Linked DNA regions of Homo sapiens: region 2 is linked to region 1. Evidence: chromatin contacts called from ENCODE Hi-C or POLR2A ChIA-PET data. All regions are on one chromosome and are shown on one strand. Each heading gives the region's core, a stretch centred on a gene start or an enhancer-like site at or near the end of the contact. The rest is flanking DNA. Distances are from core to core; before and after follow the strand shown. Region 1 overlaps ASCC2 (activating signal cointegrator 1 complex subunit 2). Region 2 has its middle 17 kb from the start of ASCC2.

Evidence for each region. Hi-C counts contacts between places; a loop is a spot of excess contacts on that map. ChIA-PET counts read pairs that join two places held with the same protein, here RNA polymerase II (POLR2A). Pooled maps may share reads with other maps.
Region 2: a map of sciatic nerve shows a loop between it and region 1 (21-fold over the local background). The contact joins two enhancer-like sites. A Hi-C loop is called at or near these places in 2 of 168 maps with a recorded cell type or tissue (endothelial cell of hepatic sinusoid and sciatic nerve) and 1 of 50 pooled maps. POLR2A ChIA-PET finds 5 or more read pairs at or near these places in 5 of 52 experiments (GM12878, HEK293, MCF 10A and 2 more).

What each region holds. Positions count from the first base shown.
Region 1 is chr22:29,810,363-29,816,811 of GRCh38, reverse strand. ASCC2 (activating signal cointegrator 1 complex subunit 2) reads left to right here. Exons shown (of 20, transcript NM_032204.5): 6 at 739-806; 7 at 2,045-2,155; 8 at 3,270-3,382. Among named protein-coding and RNA genes, the nearest start is that of ASCC2, 25 kb to the left of the region's middle. Within about 2 kb of position 2,656, at least 7 of the 41 ENCODE cell types and tissues checked have a DNase peak (open chromatin) inside an H3K27ac peak, as active enhancers do.
Region 2 is chr22:29,852,318-29,858,191 of GRCh38, reverse strand. No RefSeq gene overlaps it. Among named protein-coding and RNA genes, the nearest start is that of ASCC2, 17 kb to the right of the region's middle. Within about 2 kb of position 2,276, at least 8 of the 41 ENCODE cell types and tissues checked have a DNase peak (open chromatin) inside an H3K27ac peak, as active enhancers do.

The sequences.
Region 1 (6,449 bases), core at 1,407-3,906:
CTCCCTCTCTCCCTCTCTCCCTCTCTCGCCATTTGGGCAGCTGGAACACTTGGTTTCTGTTCCAGTTACCATATGCTCGAACCTACGCACTCACAGCGGCAGCACTTGGAGAATAGTAAACACTTGGAGACAAGCTTCATCTTATAGGAACAATTGCAAGTGTGTGGTAAATCTATCTCCAAGTCCTTCTCAGGCCTCTCACCTTGGAGTAGGATGGATTAGTATGGTTAGCATATCTAAAAGTGAAAGGTATGAAATTTCCGGAGAAATATCTCCCTGGAATCTCCTCATATTATTGGAGAGTCCTGGATTATTGCATCCATGTTTCTTGAGCAAAGAGATCCTATCTGCTAATTTTCCTGGATGACTAACTCCAACTTGCAGAGCCAAAGCTGTCATAGGAGGCAGGGTACCCAAGTGTGATCACTCCCTGGGGACATCAGTGTGAGCTGGTTTGACCAGGGCGGGTCTTTTATGTAATTCACTAGGCAGAGGTACTTAAAAGGTTAAATCATACTGAGCAAGGTCCCTCCCCCACCCTGGGGAAGCTTCTAGGCTGGGCCAAAGCTCAGTGCCAGCAGGGCCTGGGGCCAGGACTCGTCCTAGGTCCTAGCTGCAGATAGGATTAGGAAAAGGGAGAAAGGTCACAGACCTGCTGGCAACCATTTGTAATGTGTCCTCTTCACTGCCCCGAGCCCCCACCTTTTCTCAATTCCAACCTTTCTCTTCTCTTTTTAGGAAACATCTTTACACAGCAGCCAAGTTACTACAGTGACCTGGATGAAACCCTGCCTACCATCCTTCAGGTACCAGCTCTTGGCCCTGCGCAGGGGAGGTTGAGCTTGGAGGATAGGCCACCTCCCCAACTCAATGGTGTTGCCTGACTTTCCTGGAGGAGCTGAGGAAATGTTTATTCCCTGACTCTCGCATCTCCCCAGACAGTCTCTTTGTCTTACCCCTGACTACACCTCTTTAAATTTGCCGTTTTCCCTTTTGAACAAGACTTAAGCCTAAGGGCTGGCTGGCTGGCGCTCATACAGACAGAGTTTGGCTTGCATTTTTTGTTGCTTGCCAACAGCCATATGCCTCTAAGGATATCCCTCTAAGAGACCAGTGTTTCTCAAAAAGTAGCTTTAAAGTTTTACAAAATTATTTCATGAAATAATGTTCATTGTAGAAAATTCGGAAAATAAAAAATGAAAGAGGAACATTATCATTCCCTCATAATCCCACCACCAAGAGATATCTACTGTTCACAGTAAGTTTTGGAATCCTTACATGCTAGCCTTCTTAAAATGGCACAGTCAGTTCAGTGCCTACGATGGACCGTTTTCCTCTCACTGTTGATTTGTCTTATTTTCAATGTAGTTTCCATAAATAGCCATCTACAGGGGTTCTAAAGATTTGTTATACATTGCTAAAGTATATCTTAAATGTTCATTATACTTGCCTGGCCTATGCGGTCAGATAATATCTACAGGATTCTGGGAGGATTTTCTTTTTTCTTTTTTTTTTAAGACAGGGTCCTGCTCTGTCACCGAGGCTAGAGTGCAGTGGCACAATCATAGCTCACTGCAGCCTTGAACTCCTGGGCTCAGTTGATCCTCCCACCTCAGCCTCTCAAGTAGCTGGGATTACAGGTACACACCATCTTGCCCAGCTAATTTAAAAAAAATTTTGTGGAGATGGGGGTCTCACCATGTTGCCCAGGCTGGTCTTGAACTTCCGGCCTCAAATGATCCCCTATCCTTGGCCTCCCAAAGTTTGGGGATACAGGAGTGAGCCACCACACCTGGCCCCAGGTTGTCTTTTTAATCCTCTTCGCCCTCCTTTAAGAAGGATGCTCCCATCATCCCCATCTTACATAGTTTTTACTCTGACCTCACTCTTGGAGAAGGTAATTGTCTCAGCTTATATCCTGGAAACATGGGTAAATATTCTAGAAACTCCAAGGCAGTTTTCAGATCACCTGACCCTGGCTGCTGCCAGGGGTCCTAGCCCTGGTTCAGTATGATGTGAGAGAGCCCGTTCTTGTCTTTCACAGGTCTTCAGCAATATCCTCCAGCACTGTGGTTTGCAAGGGGACGGGGCCAATACCACACCCCAGAAGCTTGAGGAGAGGGGCCGATTGACCCCCAGTGACATGCCTCTCCTGGTAAGGTTGCCCTTCGGCCCAGTCTCTTTCCTGCCGGGTCCCTCCAACCAGGGCCTAGCTACCCAGAGGCTGGGAAGATTGCCCCAGTAGAGGACCCAGTGGCCTCTTCCCTGCCCAGGGCCCCTTCCTCCAGCACAGTGAGCAACTATTATGTCCCATCACACAGGTTTAGAGCATTTTCAGCTGGCTTGGATTTCTCTCTGGGAGCTTCATTTATAGAGTAGTGGAAAGAACTGGGGAATAAGGATTCAGAGTCCTCATTTATTTCAGTTTGACATGTTCACTTGTGCGTTATTCATTGAGCCATTTATTCAGTGGACTTATATTGAGGAGTCCTGAGCATGTGCCAGACCCTGTGCTATGCCTGGAGGCAAAGCAGTAAACAAAAGCAGACTGGCCCCTGCGCTCATGGAATTTAGAGTTGACAAGGGTGACAGATAGAAGGCAAACATTCAGGAAGCCTCAACATGTGTCAGGTGCTGCCCTAGCCCTGGAGATAGAACAGGAACAAGGCAGCTATGAGCTGTCCTCCTGGAGATGGTGATCTCATTTCAGAAGGGCACGTGGCAGGTGCTGTGGGAGCAAATCATTTTACCTCTCGGAACCTCGGTTTCCTTTTCTGTAAAATAAAGATCCTCAATAGCTTCCCAGCCTACTTTTCAGAGTTGTCATGAGAACCAGGAAAGTGTGTAAGAAACTTAGAAGAAAGTGTTTTGTATACCCTCTTCAAGATGTGAAAAACCTATGGACTTAATATTCTTGTCCTGCCTCGGATGTTCCTTCTTTGCATGATGTCTTCAGATTCAAGAGTTGGTTTTCCTTTAGCTTAGAAGAGGGAACTGTATTATCTTAGAACTGGAAGTAACCCTAGCGGTGATTGGGTGTAAGGCCATTGGAGTAATGACCTGAGGCTTAGAGAGGTTAGGTGACTCACCCAGATCGTGCTCCTGAAGATGGACTAGCCAGACTTTGCCTGGGACCTCCAGTGTTCTTTTCCTCCTGTGTAACATCCTGCCTGTTTGGGACCCTGACTGTTTTAATGTTGTCTCAGGTGCTCTGCAGATCTGTATGTGTGGACAGAGGAGAATAATGCAGTGTATTCTTTTGGCAACAGGAATTAAAGGACATTGTTCTCTACCTTTGTGATACCTGCACCACACTTTGGGCCTTTCTGGATATCTTCCCTTTGGCTTGCCAGACCTTCCAGAAGCACGACTTTTGTTACAGGTAAGGCGGTAGTTCTGGCTGTTGAAATAGAGATACTGGCTTATGTACTAATTTAACAAATATTTACTCATTTAACAAATATTTACTGGGTGCTTAGAATGTACCAGTCCCTCTTCCAGCCTGGGGATGCAGCAGTGAAAACGACAGATAAGCCTCCTGCTTGTGTGGCGCCTGCATTTTAGAAGCACTCCTGTTTTTGGCCAAGACCAGGATAGGGCAGGGAAAAAAAATACACACACACATACAATGGGCTGGGCGCGTTGGCTCATGCCTGTCATCCTAGCACTTTGGGAGGCCGAGGCGGGTGGATCACCTGAGGTCAGGAGTTCAAGACCAGCCTGACCAATATGGTGACACCCCATCTCTACTAAAAATACAAAAATTACTGGGCATGGCAGCATGCACCTGTATTCCCAGCTACTGAGGAGGCTGAAACAGGAGAATCACTTGAACCCAGGTGGCGGAGGTTGCAGTGAGCTGAGATCGCGCCACTGCACTCCACCCTGGGTGACAGAGCAAGACTCCATCTAAAAAAAAAAAAAACGCACAACCAAGAATAGTTTCAGTTCAATAGAGTAGCCTGGGGGGAACACACACTAGGAAACAACAGGAGTGCTCCAACATGGAGCTGTGAGATCACCCTTGAAGGATGTCTTGAAGGAACAGGTATCTTCCAGACAAAGAAAAGTTCCCATAGCAGGAAGGGCATCCTAGGCAGGTGAAGTGAAGCATGCAGAGGCCCAGAGAGAGAGCTGGGGAGTGAAGTGTGACATGAGGCAGAGGGTGGGGACACACAGAACAGCAGGAAAACAAGCCAGTAACAAGAGCCCACTTTGGGTAAGTCAGTAGAAGTCAGATCGTGGGGAGCCTGGGATGTGCTGGCAGGGCCTTTATGCTGTAGGCAGTGGGGAGCCCCTGGAGGCTTTTATCCAAAGGAGCTGTTAGAAAGATCCTGGTGGGAGGGAGACAGATATGAAAGAGAATATGAGCCAGGGAGGCAGACCCACTTTGCCCTCTTAGCACCAAGAGTATCTGTTGCTTGTGCAGTAAGAAAGGGGTGGGTGTGGGCATTCCAGGCCAGGGTGAAAGGGTTGGCAACCTGCGTATTGCCTGGCAGTTGTGGGCACAGGCCTCTTCCTAGTGGCCTCTGATTGTCACTCTAGCAAGACGTTTCTCCCCACCATTTGTAGCAGCTTCTGGGAGCTGCCCAACTCCATCCATTCAGCTGCCTGTCCATTCTGTCATTTACTCACCCATTTAACAAAACATTTATTTAGTCCTTACATGTGCCAGAGATGGCAGCTGGTGCTGTGACCCCTCCCTGGTCGCCTCAGCTTATAAAAATCAGACATTAGGGTTATTGAGCCTCCCAGAGAATGTTAGGATAACCTGCTGCCTGGCATTTTCCCCAGAAGAGAGGGGTATGTAGCTGTCCACTTTTTTAAAAAGGTATCTTTTCTCATGATAAAAGCAGCATGTGCTTGTAGAACATTTGGAAAATCCAGAAAAGTAGGAAATTAAAATCACCATAAGAAATCATACTATTCTTAGAATTTCGTACCTTGCATATTTTCGCTTATCATAGGCATTTTCCCATTTTGTTAAAGTGTTTCCCCAAATGTGGCACAGATTGCTTTTGAAAGGCTCTTTGGAGATGGGGAAGGGATAAGTTTTGGAAGAGCTGACTTTACTGCAAGGGACAGCAGAGGCAGGGGAGAAGCTATACCCATCTCAGGGTGAGGAGGAAGAAAGGGAAACACTTTTGACTAAAGGCAACACTGCCTTTGACCCACGAACACCCTGGGGCTGACCCAGCCTCCAACTGTGCTGGAGGCCAGGAACGCCCTGCTGAGCAAATACAGCCACCTCAGTTCTCCAGGCCTCTCTGAAAGTGGTTACAGTTGCCCAATCAGCTTTGTTGATAATCCCTCTCAAAATAACCTTTTTCCTCCTTCCTTTCCCATCTATTCAAGTATAGCTGAGTAGATATACTTTTATGAATAAATAACACATTCACATGGTTCAAAACTCAAAAAGTATAAAATACACACTGGAAAGTCCCCCTTTCTACTTTCCCAGTTCTATTATTCACATACAGCCATCATTAGGTTTTTTTGGTGGAATTTTCCAGAGATATGCAAGAATATATGCACATATGAGCAACTGTGCACATTATATGTCTCCCTCCTTTTAAAAAATTTAAGGCTGGCATATTATGAGTATTTACTGTTTGCATTTTACTTTTTTACTTAACAGTGGTGCCACATCAGTGCATTAAGCACCCTTTCTCTAATGTCTTTGGTATGGCCGGGTAGAATTCCACTGTATGGAATACCAGATCCCATAGATGGTCCTTTAGGTTTTTTTCAGTTGTTTGCTATACAAAAAAATACTACAGAGGCCAGGCGCAGTGGCTCATGGCTGTAATTCCAGCACTTTGGGAGGCCAAGGCAGGCAGACCACTTGGGGTCAGGAGTTCGAGACCAGCCTGGCCAACATGGTGAAACCCCACCTCTACTAAAAATACAAAAATTAGCTGGATGTGGTGGCACGCACCTGTAATTCCAGCTATTCGGGAGGCTGAGGTGGGAGAATTGCTTGAAACCGGGAGGCGGAGGTTGCAGTGAGCAGGGATTGCACCACTGCCCTCCAGCCTGGGCAACAGAGCGAGACTGTCTCAAAAAAAAAAAAAAATTACAAAGAATAACTTTGCACACACATTATTTGGTACCTCTGTGAGTATATCTGAGGAATAATTCCTAGAAGTAGACTAGCAAGGACAGATGGTATGTACATTTTTAATTTCCATAGATCTTGCCAAATCGCCCTCCATAGGGGTTGTTCCAATTTACTCTCCCACCAGCAACATATCCTGGCAACAGCTGAACCTGTTTAGGCCAAACTGCCCTCTCTGTCATTTTTCTGGACTATCCTGTGGGCCTAGTAGGGCCTGCCTCTTTTGGCCTAGTTACCCTTTGTTACATATAGCATTGTAGTAGGATAGACATTGCCAGAAACCAGCCAACTGACAGGCATGTGTTTACAGAGGACTTGCTCCAAATTCAGC
Region 2 (5,874 bases), core at 1,027-3,526, 42 kb before region 1:
CGCCCGGCAGCCACCCCATCCGGAAGGGAGGTGGGGGTCAGCCCCCGCCAGGCCAGCCGCCCCGTCCGGGAGGGAGGTGGGGGGTCAGCCCCCGACCCGGCCAGCCACCCCTTCCGGGAGGTGAGGGGCGCCTCTGCCCGGCCGCCCCTACTGGGAAGTGAGGAGCCCCTCTGCCCGGCCAGCCACCCCGTCCGGGAGGGAGGTGGGGGAGTCAGCCCCCCGCCCGGCCAGCCGCCCCGTCCGGGAGGGAGGTGGGGAAGTCAGCCCCCCGCCCGGCCAGCCGCCCCGTCCGGGAGGGAGGTGGGGGAGTCAGCCCCCCGCCCGGCCAGCCGCCCTGTCCGGGAGATGAGGGGCGCCTCTGCCCGGCCGCCCCTACTGGGAAGTGAGGAGCCCCTCTGCCCGGCCACCACCCCGTCTGGGAGGTGTACCCAACAGCTCATTGAGAACGGGCCATGATGACAATGGCGGTTTTGTGGAATAGAAAGGGGGGAAAGGTGGGGAAAAGATTGAGAAATCGGATGGTTGCCGTGTCTGTGTAGAAAGAAGTAGACATGGGAGACTTTTCATTTTGTTCTGTACTAAGAAAAATTCTTCTGCCTTGGGGAAAAAAAATAAAAATAAAAATAAAAATAAAAATAAAAATATTAGCTGGGCGTGGTGGCGTGCGCCTGTAGTCCCAGCTACTCGGGAGGCTGAGGCAGGAGAATCACTTGAACCCAGGAGGCGGAGGTTGCAGTGAGCTGAGATCGCGCCACTGCACTCCAGCTTGGGCAACAGAGCGAGACTGTCTCAAAAAAAAAAAGTAAGAGGGTAGAAAGAACATATGCTGCCACTTGGGAAAATATATGGCTGGAGGAAAATAAACAATGCTTATATTGTTAGATTGTTGCATATTTATTTTCTTTCCATTTTTAATAATACAGTCTTTTTAAATTTGTGGTTATGTGAGTCTAAAATATTTGTGTATGTAAGTATATATTTGATGTATTAACATAATAATATTAACATACCATATTAACATACCGTAACACATGAACTAATTATTTTTCCATTTTTTATTTTTTTAGAGATGGGGTCTCACTATGTTGCCCAGGCTGGAGTGCAATTGCTGTTCACAGGTGTGATCATAGTACACTGCAGCCTCAAACTCCTGGCCTCAAGATGTCCTCCCATCTTGGTCTACCAAGCAGCTGGAATTATAGACGTGGCTTTCACTTTTATATATAATATAAAACCTGAGATTTCATTAACTCCCAATGTACCCTCAATTCAAATTATTAGACACTTTGAAGCCAGCTAATATTTATTCAACAAATACTGAGCACCTTCTCTGTGCCAGACACAAGCCTTGGCCCTGAGGACATGATTGGTGAACTAGACATAGTACTTGAATGTCTAGGAATTTATCACCTGCTGCGAGGGACAAACACATCAATAGACGAGTACAAGGCAATGTGCTAAGGTTTATTTTAGGCAACTTGGGAACTTACAGGAGGAACCTTACTCAGTTTGAGAAAGTCAGAAGGGCTTCCTAGAGGACATGGCACTCAGCTGAGACCTGAAAGATGATTCTAAGTATACCAGGTACAAGGGGAACAGGAGTAGGAAGAACATCTCCTGCAGTGGGACCAGCTGGGATACAGGCATGGGAGCTAGAGGGGTGAGATGGTCATGGAGTCACAGTTGACTCAACGGTGGGTGTTTATGGGACAAGATAAGATACAGTTGAAGAGGTTTAAATGCCCCACACAGTTCCTTGAACTGCCATGGAGAACCATTACAAAATATCAATCTGGGGCTCGTCAGTAACCATTCTATTTTGTTCCAAATTGCCCAGATATGCCTAACCATAAACTGAGATATTGACAAATATGTATAAACTGGGCTGTTTTCATGCCCTGCTGGCACTGCTGATTTTCTGTTACGGAGCTAAAGGATTGTCAAAGGCAAAAAGTATTGGGCCTGCGGGTCTCATTGGCAATCCACAAGGAGCAAGCTTTCAGCCCGGGGAAGTGGCCAAGGGCCCTATTAGGAGGAGGACACAGTAGGTGGCTGGGCAGGGGCCAGAGGGATGAGAAAATGAGGCACTCATCCAAACAGCGTCAGGGATTATCAGTGGGCATTGGCAGAGGGCACAGAGCCCAGGGGAGCAGAGACGTATTATGACATGTCTGTCTATAGTCAGTAGGGAAACAGCAAGGCCACTAGAGACAAGGAGACAGCCCATTCTCCAGCTTCCTCTTACTATCTCTGCAAAAGCTGCTTTGTGCCTTGTCACTGGCAAGCCACCCCAATGAAACACTCGATGACCGAGTGGCGTTGAGAACACACCAGTAGTAGCCTGATACATTGGTCAGAACCACAGGAGCTCAGCTAGAGGCATAGCCGCCTTCTCTCTTTGGCTGGTGACATGTTGATAAAGTTCTCAAGTCCTGCAGTCAGCCCCTGACAGCTTCTCTGGGCAACGGTTCATGTTGGGACGCTTCTGCCACCCTCCTGCCCACCCCAGGCACAGCAGCTGGCGGGCTGCTGCCTCCTGCCAGGAAAGGTCTGGACCTCGCTGGAAATTCAGAAGCTTGACTTTCAGTCCCTTAGTGCAGCATCCTCTGAGCACAGCCCCTGATCAGCAGGCAGGAGGCCAATTTAAAAACACAAAACATACTTATTTCTCACATGTCTAAAAAGTGTATAGACAAATCTAAATCTCAGACCAGGTAAAATCTTTGACTTATCCTAGATTCCCCTAAAAGTAGAGTCTGAGTCCGGGCAGGATGGCTCACGCCTATAATCCCAGCACTTTGGGAGGCTGAGGCAGGCAGATCACCTGAGGTCAGGAGTTCAAGACCAGCCTGGCCAACATGGCGAAACCCTGTCTCTACTAAAAATACAAAAATTAGCCGAGTGTGGTGGCACATGCCTATAGTCCCGGCTACTCAGGAGGCTGAGGCAGGAGAATCACTTGAACCCGGGAGGCGGAGATTGCAGTGAGCCAAGATCACATGACTCCACTCCAGCCTGGGCAACAGAGCAACTCAGTCTTAAAAAAAAAAAAAGAAAAAAAATTGTCTTGGTGCAGTGGATCACGCCTGTAATCCCAGCACTTTGGGAGACCGAGGCGGGCAGATCATGAGGTCAAGAGATCGAGACCATCCTGGCCAACATGGTGAAACCTTGTCTCTACTAAAAATACAAAAATTAGCTGGGCGCTGTGGTGCGCACTTGTAGTCCCAGCTACTTGGGAGGCTGAGGCAGAAGAATCACTTGAACCTGGGAGGCAGAGGTTGCAGTGAGCTGCGACTGCGCCACTGCACTCTAGCCTGGTGACAGAGCGAGAGTCTACCTCAGAAAACAATACAAAAAACAAACAAACAAAATCAGTCTCAGTATTCTGTTATAGCAACACAAAATGGACTAAGACATGTGTTCAGCATCCCTCCCTCCATTTCTGGGAACAGCATCTCTATTTTGGGATTGGGAAACCACTCTCTCACTTCCAGTTCCTGTGATTGGGTGAGGCTAACCTCTCCTCGTTCCCAAGACACCAACTCCAAGGGTTGCTCAAGTCCCAGGTCCAGCCGATCAACACAGCCTGTTCCTCCCTGCCAGCTACAATGATGAGTTCAGGACCAGTCCCTAGATCATAGGTGCTTAGATCTTCATTTCAGTACTCACACAGCCATGTATTTTGGGAATGCGATTCCATCCCATGGGTAGGACCTGAGAGGCTTAAACTAACCAGTTTAAGTACATCCATTCCACTGAATGAAGACACTAATTTTGGAGTGAGCATGTGACCAAAGTGGCCCAGCCAGCCTGACTCTCAAGACTGCCTTGGAATGCTGGAACACGTGTGTTCTTTCTGTGCTCATGGGAAGAAGGAAACCCATGGTGCCAGCTGCTGCTGGAGGGCATCTTAAGACCCCAAGGTGAACCAGTCTCAGTAGAACACCTCACTATATATGGCAGAGCACAAAGACAAAACCAGTGCCTGAGGACACAGGTGAGTTGTTGCATCAGCCAAACTCGAAGCTCGACTTACTTCTGGATCTCCAGTTATGTGAATCAATCGTTCCCCTTCACTGTTTAAGTCCATTTATGGTGGATATTTTGCTACCTGCAAGCTGAATGCAAACCTAACCAAGCCTGAACTTAAACCTAAAAGAGAACCATTAGTTCATGTAATAGAAAGGTCCCAGGCTGGATGCGGTGGCTCATGCCTGTAATCCCAGCACTTTGGGAGGCCGAGGCAGGTGGATCACCTGAGGTAAGAGTTGGAGACCAGCCTGGCCAACATGGTGAAAGCCCGTCTCTACTAAGAATACAAAAATTAGCCCGGCATGGTGGCACATGCCTGTAATCCCAGCTACTTGGGAGGCTGGGGTAGGAGAATTGCTTGAATCCAGGAGGTGGGGGCTGAAGTGAGCCAAGATCGTGCCACTGCACTCCAGCCTGGGTAACAGTCGGAGACTCTGTCTCAAAAAATAAATAAATAGAAGAAAAGTCCCAGGGTAGAGACACTCCGAATAAGCTGAGGCTTTACATCCATGATCTCATTTGATTGCCTTCTCATACTGGTGACTACTATTCAGATCCCCCTTCAGTAGATGAGAAAAAAAAATATTTAAAAAATTGATGGCACTTACCCAGTAGTTCTCAAGCAGAAGAAATGTTGTGCCCCTCCCCCCAACCCAGGAGACTAGGGACACTGGATAATGTCTACAGACATTTTTGGTTGTTGTAACTTGGGGGTGGGGAAGGGGAAGGAGGGAGCTGTGGTACTGGCACCTGGTGAGTAGAAGCCAGAAATGGTACTCAATATCCTATAATGCATGGAACAGTCTCCCACAACAAGGAATTATCCAGGCCAAAATGTCAGTAGAGCTGACATTGAGAAACCCTGCTTGATTAAATCCAGGGTCACTTGGATGGTAGGCTCAGATTCAAACCCAAGTCACTCCACAGAATGCTGCTTGAGCCCACTCTAAATATGCAATACATCCCTATGCCAGAGTCAGCCAAAGGGTGGCTACAGCTAAGGCTCAGGAAAGCGAGAGGTCTGAGAGCCCAGGGGTAATGGAGCCCAGCCACTTCAGGGCCACCATAATCTTGTACCTACTTCACCCTCTGTCAAGTGCATTTCAGGGTGAGCCCCTTGTGGATTCCTGTATAATTTATTGGCCGTGGTGGCCTGTGCTTTGGAGGACCTAGGGATGTCTGTGGCTCCATGCCCAGGGTCCCAGTTCCATTTCCATTTCTACCTATTTGCCTGGCATTTGCTCTCCAAAATTGGAAATTAATAATTCATTGTGCAGGATGAATAATTCAGCAGCAAGGACAAAGGGCCAATGGCAGTGGTTGGCATCACAAAATCAGTCTATGTTTTCTTCTAAAGGGAGAGGGGACTGGGTGCTGTGGCTCATGCCTGTAATTCCAGCACTTTGGGAGGCTGAGGCAGGTGGATCACCTAAGGTCAGGAGTTCAAGACCAGCCTGGCCAAGATGTCAAAACTCCATCTCTACTAAAAAATGTAAAAATTAGCCATGTGTGGTGGTGCATGCCTGTAATCCCAGCTACTTGGGAGGCTGAGGCAGGTTGAACCCAGGAGATGGAGGTTGCGGTGAGCCGAGATTGTGCCATTGCACTCCAGCCTGGGTGACAGAGTGAGACTCCATCTCAAAAAATAAAAATAAAAATAAAAATAAAAAATTAGCCAGGTGTGGTGGCACACTCCTGTAGTCCCGGCTGTTTGGGAGGCTGAGCATCAAGGATCACTTCAGCCTGGAAGGCTGAGACTGCAGTTAGCTGTGATTGTGCCACTGCAGTCTAGCCTGGGTAACACAGCAAGAATCTGTCTCAAAAAAATGAAATAATGGG